2 separate regions of the Homo sapiens genome follow, and region 1 is linked to region 2. Evidence: chromatin contacts called from ENCODE Hi-C data. All regions are on one chromosome and are shown on one strand. The core of a region is the stretch at or near the end of the contact, and the rest is flanking DNA. Distances in the headings are between cores, read along the strand shown.

Region 1 (6,706 bases), core at 4,179-6,678, 3.4 Mb after region 2:
TGGCCAGGTTACTTATAATCTTAATTTTTAAGGTTCTTATCAATTTAATAAGGTAAAGACAATAGAAAAATGGGCAAAATATTGTGAACTAGAAATTTATATTTAAAAAGTTTAAGTTCAAATGATAAAAAAGAAATGGCAGTATCATTTCTTGGACTGCTAAGTTGGCAAAATTACAGAAGAAAATAATGCCTACTGTGCCAAGTGAAGATGTAAACGTATATTTTTAGAGTACAATTTTTCATAAGCCTTCAAATATACATAATCCAGGAATTAATGTCCAAAGAACATTACCAGTTGAGGATCCCTAATCCGAAAATCCAAAATGCTCCAAAATCTTAAACTTTTTGAGTGCCAACATGACACTCAAAGGAAACTGGAGCATTTTGAATTTTGGATTTCCAGATTACAAATATTCCACTGGTACATATAAAATATAAATATTCCCAAATCCACAACTTCCAAAATCCAAAACATTTCTGGTAAAGCATTTTGGATGGGATGCTTAACCTGTAATTAAGGACATGTATAAATATATAGCTTACGAGGACATTCATGTTGTGACCATTTTTAATAATGAAAAACTTTAGCCAATGCCTATGTTCAATTTGTTGCCACTACTTCTTATCTTAATTTGGGTGCCCCTAGAAACATATCCTAAGACAAAGATTTGCATACAGTTAATTTTGAAGGTGATCCCAAAAAACACCATTAACAGAGTGGGATGCAAGACAGATAAGGAAAGAAAGGCACTAAAGGATATGTTGTCAAGCAAATTACCGCTGTGGTCAGCTCAAATTTAATCCTGCAGAGAAACTCTAGGAACCAGGGTGGAACACATACCTCAGAATTATCCGACCCCAAGGGGTGAAGATGCTGGGGTCTCTTTCCATTCATTTCCCTCAGTCATTCTAGTTCTACATTAGCCTTCAGATGAAGGCTGCTGGGGCTGGGGGAGAGGACTTTAATTCCCTGGCATTACACTCTGGCCCCATTTGCAGAGAGTGGATTCCGGCAGCCAGGGAAAGCTTTCACTTTCAGGCAAAGAATTTACAAATGTTGTCAGATGGAAGCTGGGCCTGCATGCACACAAATGTGAAGTGCCAAAGGATACAAGTAGTGGTATCAATAGCATCAGTGACATCTTCCCTACCTAAAATCTCAATTATCCACTGTCAAGAGAATAAAGAAGCAACATCCTGTAGTGGTTAAGAGCATGGACCCTAAAGTTAAAATTCTGCCACTTCCTGGCTGTGACCGTGTGCAAGCAACCTGCCAATAATCACTCTGGTCCTTGGAGTTCTCATCTATAAACAGCCCTATCCTCATGTCCCAATCACCTCCTAAAAGCCTCCTCCGAATACCATCATACTTGGGATTAGGTTTCAACTATAAATTTTGGGGGGAAACAAACATTTAGTCCATTGCAAGAACTATATGCCTTGATGTGTCATGATGTAAGGTAAGTTCTCGTCTGCTGTTCCTGTGGAATACCTCCTACTGGGTGTCATGGTGGCTGAGGTGGTCTGTTGTGAAGCAAAAAGGAGAAAAGGTGTCTGTCTTTTGGTTGCACTGTGTTAAAGGAATCTTACAGTAGTCTTGCTCATACTGCAATGGGTTAAAGGGGTTAAACACTCCCTTCAGCATTTACTCCTAGTCCTCTCTTGCACTAGAACTTAGATATGCATCCTGAGTGACCGAAACACTTTTGTGAGGGAGGACCAGACATTGTGAGGTCATTTTATGCCTACAGTTGGAGAGAGAAGAAAATAAAGGGGAAGCAGAGATATCAGGGTAATTCTTGGTAGCATTCACTATATACCAAATCTACTGGCTCCTTGATCTTGGATGCCCAGATTCCAGAACTGTAAGATACACATTTCTGTTGTTTATAAGCTACCCAGGCTATGGTTTTTCATTACAGCAGACCAAACAAACTAAGACAATATAAAGTATTGTTTAAAAATGAACAATGGGCCAGGCGCAGTGGCTCACGCCTGTAATCCCAGCATTTTGGGAGGTTGAGGTGGGGGATCAGTCAGGAGTTCGAGACCAGCCTGGCCAACACAGTGAAACCCCATCTCTACTAAACATACAAAAATTACCAGGCGTGGTGGCAGGCGCCTGTAATCCCAGCTACTTGGGAGGCTGAGGCAGGAGAATTGCTTGAACCTGGGAGGCGGAGGTTGCAGTGAGCCTAGACTGCCTCCATTGTACTCCAGCCTGGGCGACAAAAGCGAAACTCCATCTCAAAAAAAAACAAAAACCAAAAACAAAAATGAACAATGAAAAGAAAGGCTTAATGTTTGTTGGTTGAATGAGTAAATATTGCTTAGAACTTTAAAACACTTTTCAATGAAAACCACGCTAGAAGTAAGGATTATACCTTCACACAAGTTCATAAATCTATGATCTATACCATAGCTGAATAATTTGTTCACTTATTGTTTCATTTTTTTTCTATTATTCATTCAGAAGGCATTTTCTGAGTACACATTATGTGAAGTGTATGGACCATAACTCATACAGGCAAAAAAAGAACAAATGGTCTTGGCTCTGGAGAAGTTTAGAATATGGAGGAGAAACAAGTAAATTAAGAATTATGATACAGGATAAGTTTTTATTACAAGTATAGGGAGTGAAGTGTTGCATGGCAGGGATTAGTGTTATATTAGGAAAGGAATGCCAAGAAGGTGAATTTGGGCTGATTCTTTTCTTTTCTTTTTTTTTTTGAGACAGTGTCTCACTTCCATAGCTCAGACTTGGGCTAATTCTTAAAGAAAAATACAATAGAGGGGAGGAAGATATGATAGGAGATGAGGATAGTCAGGCTCCATCTTTTTTTTTTTTTTTTTTTTTTTTTTTTTTTGGGACGGAGTTTCACTCTTGTTGCCCAGGCTGGAGTGCAATGGCACGAACTCAGCTGACTGCAACCTCCGCCTCCTGGGTTCAAGCAATTCTCCTGCCTCAGCCTCACAAGTAACTGGGATTACAGGCATGCACCACCATGCTTGGCTAATTTTGGTATTTTTAGTAGAGACGAGATTTCACCATGTTGGTCAGGCTGGTCTTGAACTCCTCACCTCAGGTGATCTGCCCTCCTCGGCCTCCCAAAGTGATGGGATTACAGGCGTGAGCCACCACGCCCGGCTCAGGCTCCATCTTTTAAGCAAAGGAGTTTGGATTATGAGGAGCCCTTTAAGCAGGGAAGTGATGTTTATAAATCTTACAGCTCAGAATTCTAAAGTTTAAAATGAATACAGACTTTGTGAAGACCCATAATTCATTCTGAAAATATAAATGATATTTTGTATTATCTCCTGAACAAATTATCTACCTGACTGCTTTCATCCATTAGCAGAGATAATTGGGAGGTTACTGTCTTTCTTATGTCTTGCCTTGAACACTGAATCTTGATTACTCTAAGTTGGACTTAGTTAATTTATTTACTTACTACTTATTTGAGACAGAGTCTCTGTCACCCAAGCTGGAGTGCAGTGGCACCATCTCGGCTCACTGAAACCTTCGCCTCCCGGATTCAAGAGATTTTCCTGCCTCAGTCACCCTAGTAGCTGGGATTACAGGACTGTGCCACCATGCCCACCTAATTTTTGTATTTTTACTAGAGATTGGGTTTTGCCATGTTGGCCAGGCTGGTCTCGAACTCCTGGCCTCAAGTGATCCACCTGCCTTGGCCTCCCAAAGTGTTGGCATTACAGGCATGAGCCACCATGCCCAGCTTATGTTGTTTTATATATTAGAGACCTGTGAGCTCTTTTTATTTTATGTAAATAACTTAAAAACTTGTTAACATTATTCAAACGACTACAGCACTAGTAGCAGTTTTTTAAAACTATTTTTCTACATATTAAACCCACTTTACTCACATTATTTATAATTATCTGTATTTTTCTAAATTGTAAAATCATTTGAAGAAATCTTGTCCAAATGACTTTGTAATAACTTGTATGTTTGTATTATAAATGCAATTCAAATATCTTTTCTTGTTAAAAATAAGGACTTGCTTTTTCGGGGTATGGAATTTCTTGCAATAGACTGGAAGTAACAATGCCTGCACTTTTACCAACTCAATGTCATCCTGGATAAGTTACATCTCTGGCCTTTGGGGTCCTACTCTATAAAATGAGAAAACTGAAATCGTTGATCCCTATGATTTCTAATTTTCTTTCATTCTAATTATCGGCAGAATTGGAAGCAACTTACATTCTGGTTTCAGGAATACATGAGTTCAAATATTGCTCTACCTAAAGTTCAGAGCATTGTTTAACCTCTTTAAATTTGGAAAACAGGGATATTAAAACATGCCTAACAGTGCTATTGTGTGGATTAAATGATGGCTTCATTTTTTTTCTTGCCTTAGGAGTAGGCTTAAGGTAAGATTTGTTTAGTGATTTGTCTCATGGACATCTCCGTTAAGTAAGTAGAAGTATTTCGTATATGTGGTATCCACAATACTGGCTTGATTTTTTCTTTTAAGTTAAACCTAAGAAGGCCGAAGAAATTTTGGGGGAATCACTATAAAATGAAAATCATTATAAAATGAAAATGGACGCAACTTCTTCCCCACTTCCCAACGTTACTGTTTGCGGAACATACTCAAGAACCATTCCATGCAAAGTTTTACATGATCGGAAGGAAGCAGGTCGTGCTCTTCACTTGCCAATTCCATGGTGCGGAATAAAAACAAAACAAAACAAAATATTTAGTGTCCAGCACTCCACGTGGGCAAGTATTTACAACTAACATTTCAAGTTTTAACATTTCATCACTTTAAATTTAAAAACAAAATCACTGAAGCAAATATCCCCAGATAAAAACCTACCCAATTTGCATTCTTTTATTTTTAATTTGCCTGAGGCCAATAATTACCTTCGTCTAGGAGAAGAATGGGTCAAATATTCACTCTGCCAGGTCCTGGCGTCCCGGAGTACCTTTGCAACAAACGCGTCCTAAACGCTCCAGACCCTCCACATCTCCCTTCCCGCTAGGGGGGCCTGTGGGGCCCGACCATCTGCCAACCCTTTTGTGTCTTCCGGCTCTTATTTCCTCCCCCGCGGAGATCTCACCTGCACGCCCTGCTGCTGGAGGCTCTGCGTGATGTAATCTAGACGGCGACAAACGCTCTTTTTGGCCTCGGCTGCCGCCTCCTTGGTGCTGCTCACTCGCACCACCACCTGCGCCCGGTCAGGGCCCGCAGACACTTCTGAGGTGCCGCTTACTTGCACCTCGCGGGTAGCAGTTTGGGCTTGTGTTGAGGAGAGGGGGTGGCGTAAGCCCGGTAGCGTCTCTCTCCCTGAGGCCAGGTTGTTCTCCCGGCTCCGGTCAGCCCAGGGAACCAGTTCCACGAACACTCGGGTCGGAGGGGTCTTTTGCAGAGACATAGCGATGGCAGCTGGGTTTCCATAGTAACTACCGGCCGACGGCGGCCGAAGGGGCCAATGCGCACCAGGGCTTGCCTGTGCACGGCGCAAAGTATGCCGGGATGGGTGTGGAGGCCGCGGAACTTCTGGCGGGCGCAAGCTATATGCCTTGTTGATCTTGCCGCATCTTTTTTACTAGATGTCGGCTGAGTGAGTAGCTACAGTTTTTAACATGTTTAACTTACGGCCTTCAAAAATTGTTAGCGGACTTTCTCTGTTGCCTCCTCAGTGAGCTCTGCCCTTTCTCGCAACTCCTTGTCGTCCCACCGCGCCTCTGCACCTCAGAGGAAGGAGAAGAGTAGCGAGGCCGAGCGGGTTTTTAGATTTCTCTGTGATTACCCCCAGCCTTGTCTTTTCTGACTTTACCGTCCCCGCTTGGGGTACTGCTTTTTGAGGCTCCCTCGGCCACATTTTTGTGGTTCGTGAGAGGTTTCAGTTGAGGTGAACTTTTTGCCCCTGTGATCTTGGACAGTTTATGATTCTTCATATCTCAGTATCATCTTCTCTAAAGCAGGGTTGATAATATTTTTTATATTAGTAATATATAATATATTCTAATATATATAATATATTCTAATATATAATATATTCTAATATATATAATATATTAATATTATCAAAGCAATGTTGATAATATTTTTCACATTTGCTATGTGCTTATAAGGCGCCCATTGTATGTAGAGTGCGTTGCATATGGAAAGCAGAGTGAACATAATGGATGTTTGTAATGATAGCTATGGCTTTGGCATCATTTTTGTGTCTCCCCATTTTTTTCTAAAATCCCTGGAATGGTTCGGGCCTTGAATTCCGACAGAAGAGATTTAGGTGGTAGCAAAGCACGTCCAACATGGAGTTTGCTGGGCCTGCACAACTTGGAGCTTCTCTGTACCCTTTTCTTCAGAGAACTTTTAGAACACAACCCTCAACTTCCCGTCTTCTGGATTCTCTTCCTAGCACTAAGCAATGATCTTTGTAAAAATAGCCCCACTGACTTATACGTCTTTACTATCTGAATTTTATCAAGAGAATCGAGGGGGGAAAAAAGAATTTTGAATAACTAGTTCTAGAAGGACAAGAACTGTTCTTTTAAAAGGACCCTGAAAAGCTGACAGTCCTCTTGTAGTTTCTTCACCATCGTTTTTTCTGTTCTTTTCGATTAGTATAATTCAACTAAATCAATGGTACCCCCCTCCTTTAATTAGGCTCATCACTAGATTAACATAATTTTGTGTATATCCATCTTGTTTATTGTTAGCTGAAAACAA
Region 2 (6,554 bases), core at 1-2,500:
GTCTCGATCTCCTGACCTCGTGATCCGCCCGCCTCGGCCTCCCACATTGCTGGGATTACAGGCGTGAGCCACCGCGCCCGGCCAACTTAAGCTTATTTTCAAAACCACTCAATTTTGACATTACAAACTGGTTTTTGTTTTGTAGAAGGACATTAAGAATAAAGAGCAAAGAAACAATTATGTGCTGGGAAGGGCAGTAGGAGGGCTGGGTCCTAGTCTCCCTTTCTCTTTCGCTAAGCAGCTGTGTGGCTTTGGGCTAGTAACCTACCCTCCCACAAAAAAGGCTTCAAAAGAGAGCAAGCAGAGCTCAGTGGGCATTAAGACATGCGCAACTCCTTTCTTTTAGAGATTAGATGAGGTCGACTCAGTGGCTTGTAAAACTCAACGTGGCAGAGCTGTACAGCCAACTCATGATTCTTAGTGTCGTTTGTTTTGAGTCACACTACACCTCCTTGAACAATCATTTACTGAGTGCTTACCGTATTAGGCATTCAGCAGCAGTGTGTTTCCCATTCAGTAACCTAGTATTGATTATTGGCTACTGTCCCTCCTAGCATTTTTCACTTGACCACTTTCTAAATGGCCTTTAGATTCAGAGTTCAAGTGGAAAAAGCCTAGTGTAAGCCTGGTGTCAGGCAGTGAGTGGCGTGACCCGGGTCGGCAGCTAGTCCTACGGTGGTGATCTAAGAGGGCAGTGACGCCTTCTGACCAAGGGAGTGACTGCCAGATAATCCGGGTGTATGGAGATCCAGAGAGGGGTGAGGCTGGGTTTACGGAGACTACACCTTTGGCTTTGCAGTAACCCCACTGCTAAGGCCATGGGAGGAAACTCTTCTGTGCAGGACGCCTATGCACTTGGCTTCTGCTGCGTAGCGACCGGGTGTCCAAGGCATCCTGCCAGGTCTCCTTCTCCACTCGGGTTTAGCCTCCCCCGCGAGTCTCCAGCTACCTAGAGAGACGTTTCTAACTACGAGATGGCTGGCCTGAAAGGGACACTCCCATCACCGTTGTTGGCCTAGAGTTCCCCGCTGCGGCCTTTTTCTTTTCCCCGCCCCTGGCCTGAGTCAGCGGCCCCAAGGCCGGCGAGGTCAAGTTCCTTTGGGGCGCCAGGGAAAAGGCCATGGCAGAGGTGCTGCCACGCGAAACCTTCTGGGCAGGCACCAGCCAATCATCAAGAGACATACAGGAGCCCCAGCCAACCAGCGCCCGCCTTATTACTGGGAACCGCCCGCTCGGGCCCTTCCTCTACATCCCCGTTCCCGATTCCTGTAGTAGCGGCTGTATTGCAGCCGCCTGCCGAACTGACCCGGGTCTGGGGACTGGCCCCTCTGGCGCCGTTCGGTTTCTCTTATTGCCTTCACTGAGGATGAGTCCCTTTGTGGCTCTATGTGGACCCTGCGGAATCCACCGGCGCAGTTTCATCTAGCGACTGGTGAGGGAGGGCTTGGCGCTGCCCGACCGTGCGGTGCGGCTTCCCTTCAGCCCGGGGGCAGGGGGAGAGTATTCGCCTTCTGGAGGGTGCGGGTGGCTGCGGACGGCGGCGCGGGGGGACCGTGGGGAGGGGACTCTGTGGCCCCGAGGCTGCCGGGCTTCGCGCGAGGCGGCGCGGAGAGGGCCGAGTGGCCAGGGTCCCTACCGCCCCCCTCAGCTAATGAATGGCCTGTCCCGGCGATGCGCTACGCTCCCGTCCTGCTGGACACGCCCTCCAGCGACATTGCATTCCTAGTTGTGATAGTTATGTAGTGTCACTTTCCTTCGAGTCTTGGATTTGAAGCCATTCCTGTGGGCGCTCATGTTCCTTATCCCCTTCCTGGAGTCACAAGTTTGAGTCCACCCTGGGGATACTGACTCTGGGGAAGCAGGTCGTGAAATCTGATAAGTGGACATTGATTGCTATGTAAAAAGGAACTGATTCTTTTTGGAGGGTGGAGGGTTGAGAGAGACAGAGAAGACAGGCCCTTTGTTTTTGTAACAGGCAGAGCTGTCTGGCTCAAAGAGTTTTAGTTCAGCTGCGAATTAGGTAACATAGGCCGTCCTTGACTCCTGTTTTCCAACGTAGTTCATAAAACTTGACTGTGTTAGCCAGAGATTCATGTAGCACCTTTTAACTTATGCCTCGAAGTAGGCCATTTGAAATTTATCAGAAATACTGAAAGGATATGACTTTTATGAGTAGTAGTGTTTCAGTGCCCATAAAGTGGTGTAAATTCACAGGCTTGCCAGCCCCCTCTTGATCATTTCTCTTTTTGTATTTTGAATTCCTTAACTTTTATTTGTTTTAGAAATTGAGGCAAGGTAGATGAGGACAAAACTGGTTTCTAAAAATAATTACATTTGCAAATATTTGCAGAAGCTTTAGTCAAACCAGAGTTTACTTCAAGAAATTTTTTAGGCCGGGCGCGGTGGCTCACGCCTGTAATCCCAGCTACTGGGGAGGCTGAGAATTGCTTGAACCCGGGAGGTGGAGGTTGCAGTGAGCCGAGATCGCGCCGCTGCACTCCATCCTGGGCGACTGAGTGTGGCACCATCTCAAAAAAAAAAAAAAAAAAAAAGATGCCTGTAATCCCAGCAGTCTGGGAGGCCAAGGTGGGCGGATCACTTGAGGTCAGGAGTTCGAGGCCAACTTGGTGAAACCCCGTCTCTACCAAAAATACAAAAAAATCAGCCAGGCATGGTGATGTGTGCCTGTAATCCCAGCTACTCGGGAGGCTGAGGCAGAATCGCTTGAGTCTCCAGCTGCCCTACCAAACTGCTTTTGAATTCAATTATTTTGAATTGAATTCCATGGTACTTTTTTCTACTACACTATACTACTTGCATTGAAATTTTTCTAACTGCCTTTTGGGAGAGCAGTTTGGTAGCATAGAATAGGTGGGATCAAGAGCACTTTTCTGTCGGTATTATTTTAGGTAGGCTTTTTAAACTTTCACATGAATCTCCTCATCAGAAAATGAAAGTGATCATATTTACAGGGGCAATAATAAGGATTATATTTATGTAGAGCACTGTGTATAATGTATAAAACAAAATTTCACCTATAATTTTTGTGTGTTTTTTCCGTTGTTTAATTTTGTTTTGCTTTACTCACTTCCAAAGTATTGACCCCTTACTCTTCTTTCTAGTTTCCCTATCTGTTCTCCAAGCCAGAAACCTGGGAATTACCACCACATCTTGTCAATTCAAGATCCTAAGTATGTCTTTGGATTGCCTGCCCTTTTTTTTTTAAATCTCTAAGAAAAGGCACATAAGGCTGTTCAAAATCCTGTCTATCCTTGTGTGTATGTTAGGCCTCACTTCTTTCTGTCTTCTGAATTATTTAGAAATTTTGGAATGGACCAAGATGATTCTAGTTCTTTTATATTTACTATCCCTTCTGCTTCAAATGTGCTCTCACCCAGAATTTATCAGGCCAACACATATGGTACTCTTTTTTTTTTTAGAAGGAGTCTCGCTCAGTCGCTCAGGCTGGAGTGCAGTTGCATGATCTTGGCTCTCTGCAGCCTTGACTGACCAGTTTTAAGTGATCCTCCCACCTCAGCCTCCAGAGTAGTTGGGACTACAGGGATGTGCCACTACGCCTAATTTTTGTATTTTTTTTTGTAGCGATGGCTTTCACCATGTTGCCCAGGCTGATTTCAAAGTCCTGGGCTCAAGTGATTTGCCTGCCTCAGCCTAACAAAGTGTTGGGACTACAGGCATGAGCCACTGTGCCTGGCCAGTACTCATCTTTTAAGTCTTAGTTTATACATAGTTTATCTCCTGTAGAAAGTCTTACCTGGACCCCTCTTCTGCACTCCCCGTTCCTATGTGTCACTTGTTTTATCTTGACCATAGGTTTATAATTATGATATGTTTTAGTTACTTGCCTAAATAAAATTACTCTCTTCTACCAAACTGTGACCCTTTGATAATAGGAACTGTGTAATAGATCATAAGTTTTGTTCAGTTAGTACATATGTTAAACTAGCTATGCATCCACCTGAGTATTATCCATGAACCTGTATTTTATTTTATCTAAAATATTTAGGTCCTAATTATTTTTGTATTCCCAATGCCTTGTGACCTACTATGGATGCGCTGAAGAAGACAGTGTAACGTAGCAGAAATAGCACGGACCTCATCATTAAACAGATCTGTATTTGAAGTCTGACTCCCTCTTTTCTTGGTGGTATGATTTAGGTGGTTTACTTGACTGGTCTGATGTAAAGCATTCCGTATGTATTAGGTCTTTAAATGCTTATTTCCTTTGCTTTCTTCCCCTTCTTTAAGCAGTTTTTGAATGCATAGATAAGAAGTACAATAGGCATTGGAAATATGGGCCTGGAGTTTAGGGCAAATATGTGAGCAAGAGACAGATTTGGGGATTTATAATCATGTGTACGGTAGAGTTAAAAGCATGAAAAGGATTGAAACTATCAGGAACAATATGAAGTAGAGGACTGAGGATTATTTCAGAGAAGCCCAGTTTGAAGGACAGGGGAAGCGATAATGCCCTAGGAAGAAGTGGTTAAGAGAGAGAGCCCATGCTTAAATGTTTCTGCGACTTCCTGCCCTTCCTGGATCTCTTTTAGACTCCTTAAGGGAATGAGGTTTTAAAGACATAAAAGCAGGGAAGGCAAGTAAGAATTGAAAATATCTAAAAGTGTTTGGTAATTTGGAAGTCATTAGTAACTTTAGCAATAATGATTTCTTTGGAGAAGTGGTAACAAGTGATAATGAAGCTCAAACATGAATTTTGGAGTTAAAATGTATTACCTTTTTATGACTGAAGAAACAATAGTAATGAAAACTATTATTTGTCGAATGCATATTTAGTGCCAGGTACCATGTTAGGTAGTTTCATTTATCATTATAGTAACCATGTGAAGTCCATGGATTGTTTCTATTTTCAGATGAAGAAACGACTTGGAGAGATTATGTCATTTTTTAGTTATATAACTGATAACAGCTGACATTGCTATATTTGAATCTATGTATGTAAAACTCTAAGAAATCCTAGCTCTTAATCGCTTCCATGTTTATGTTCATAGTATTCTGTAGGTGCCGCTTTCTCTATATGATAGTATGGAATGACTTTTTAACATTCTTTTTTCCCCCCTTTAAATGTTTACATTATATATACTAATGAATTAGGGAATTCTTTTCTGTTGTATCTTAATTCTTTAATGTAAGGTTTGAGTGATTCACCAGTAAGTAGTTCCTTCCAGGTATTATGCATACAATGAAAATACAAACATGGTGGGATTTTAGAGCTTTAAAAGAATGAAATTAACTGGATGAACTATTTTGCCACATACAATAAATAGTCCCTACTTATCCAAGGACACATTCTAAAACCCCCAGTGGATGCCTGAAACTGCAGAGAGTACTGAACCCTATATATGCTATGTTTTTACAATTTGCTAACCAAGAGGGCTACTCAGTGACTATCGAGTTGGTAGCATGTACAGTATGGCAATGCTGGACAAATGTATGATTCATGTCTCAGGTGAGGTGGAGTGGTTTGGAGTGGGACACTATGAGATTTCATCATACTGCTCAGAATAGTATGCAATTTAAAACATAAATTGTTTATTTCCAAAATTTTCATTTAATATTTTTGGACTATGGTTGATTGTGGGTAATAGAAACCATAGAAAGCAAATGGATAATGGGGAACTACTGTGTCATGCTTTCCATTTTTAACCTTTTAAAGTACTTGACGATTGGTACCTTTTTTTCTCTTTGCTACCAAACACTTTTTTTTTTTTTTTTTGAGACAGAGTCTCTCTGTCGCCCAGGCTGGAGTGCAGTGGCACGATCTCGGCTCACTGCAAGCTCCGCCTCCCAGGTTCACGCCATTCTCCTGCCTCAGCCTCCCAAGTAGCTGGGACTACAGGCGCCCGCCACCACACCCGGCTAATTTTTTGTATTTTTAGTAGAGACGAGGTTTCACCGTGTTAGCCAGGATGGTCTTGATCTCCTGACCTCGTGATTCGCCTGCCTTGGCCTCCCAAAGTGCTGGGTTTACAGGCATGAGCCACCGTGCCCGTCTTTTGTTTTGTTTTGTTTTGTTTTTGAGACAGAGTCTTGCTTTGTCACCAGACTGGAGTGCGGTGGCGGGATCTCGGCTCACTGCAGCCTCCACCTCCTGGGTTCAAGCATTTCTCCTGCCTCAGCCTCCCAAGTAGCTGGGATTACAGGAGTGTGGCCAGCTAATTTTTGTATTTTTAGTAGAGATGGGGTTTCACCATCTTGGCCAGGATTGTCTTGATCTTTTGACCTCATGGTCCGCCCACCCCGGCCTCCCAAAGTGCTGGGATTACAGACGTGAGCCACCGTGCTCGGCCCCCAAACACATTTTTATTTGTTTTATCTTGTTCTTTTTGTTGCTGTTGTTCAAATCAGTGTTTTAAGGGGGAGATGATTTTTATGAGGACTATATCAAATTACAGAATGTATTAGTAGAACAGATCTGGAGCTATTAAGTTGGTACAAAAGTAATTGTAGGTTTTGCCATTAAAAATAATCGCCATTACTTTTAGAGGGTTGGTTGTTGTGTTGGTGGTGGTGAT

Evidence for each region. Hi-C counts contacts between places; a loop is a spot of excess contacts on that map. Pooled maps may share reads with other maps.
Region 1: a loop to region 2 is called in a pooled map, with 22 times the contacts of the local background. The contact joins the promoter of IRAK1BP1 here to the promoter of IBTK in region 2. A Hi-C loop is called at or near these places in 9 of 50 pooled maps.

Annotation. Positions count from the first base shown.
Region 1 is chr6:78,866,273-78,872,978 of GRCh38, reverse strand. It overlaps IRAK1BP1 (interleukin 1 receptor associated kinase 1 binding protein 1), which reads right to left and starts at 5,428. Exons shown (of 4, transcript NM_001010844.4): 1 at 5,088-5,428. The coding sequence starts at 5,402. LOC107986613 (a long non-coding RNA gene) reads left to right here and starts at 5,489. Exons shown (of 2, transcript XR_001744210.2): 1 at 5,489-5,591. RefSeq lists enhancers at 4,641-5,241, 5,074-5,393, 5,424-5,533.
Region 2 is chr6:82,242,440-82,248,993 of GRCh38, reverse strand. IBTK (inhibitor of Bruton tyrosine kinase) reads left to right here and starts at 1,250. Exons shown (of 29, transcript NM_015525.4): 1 at 1,250-1,432. RefSeq lists a silencer at 1,448-1,617.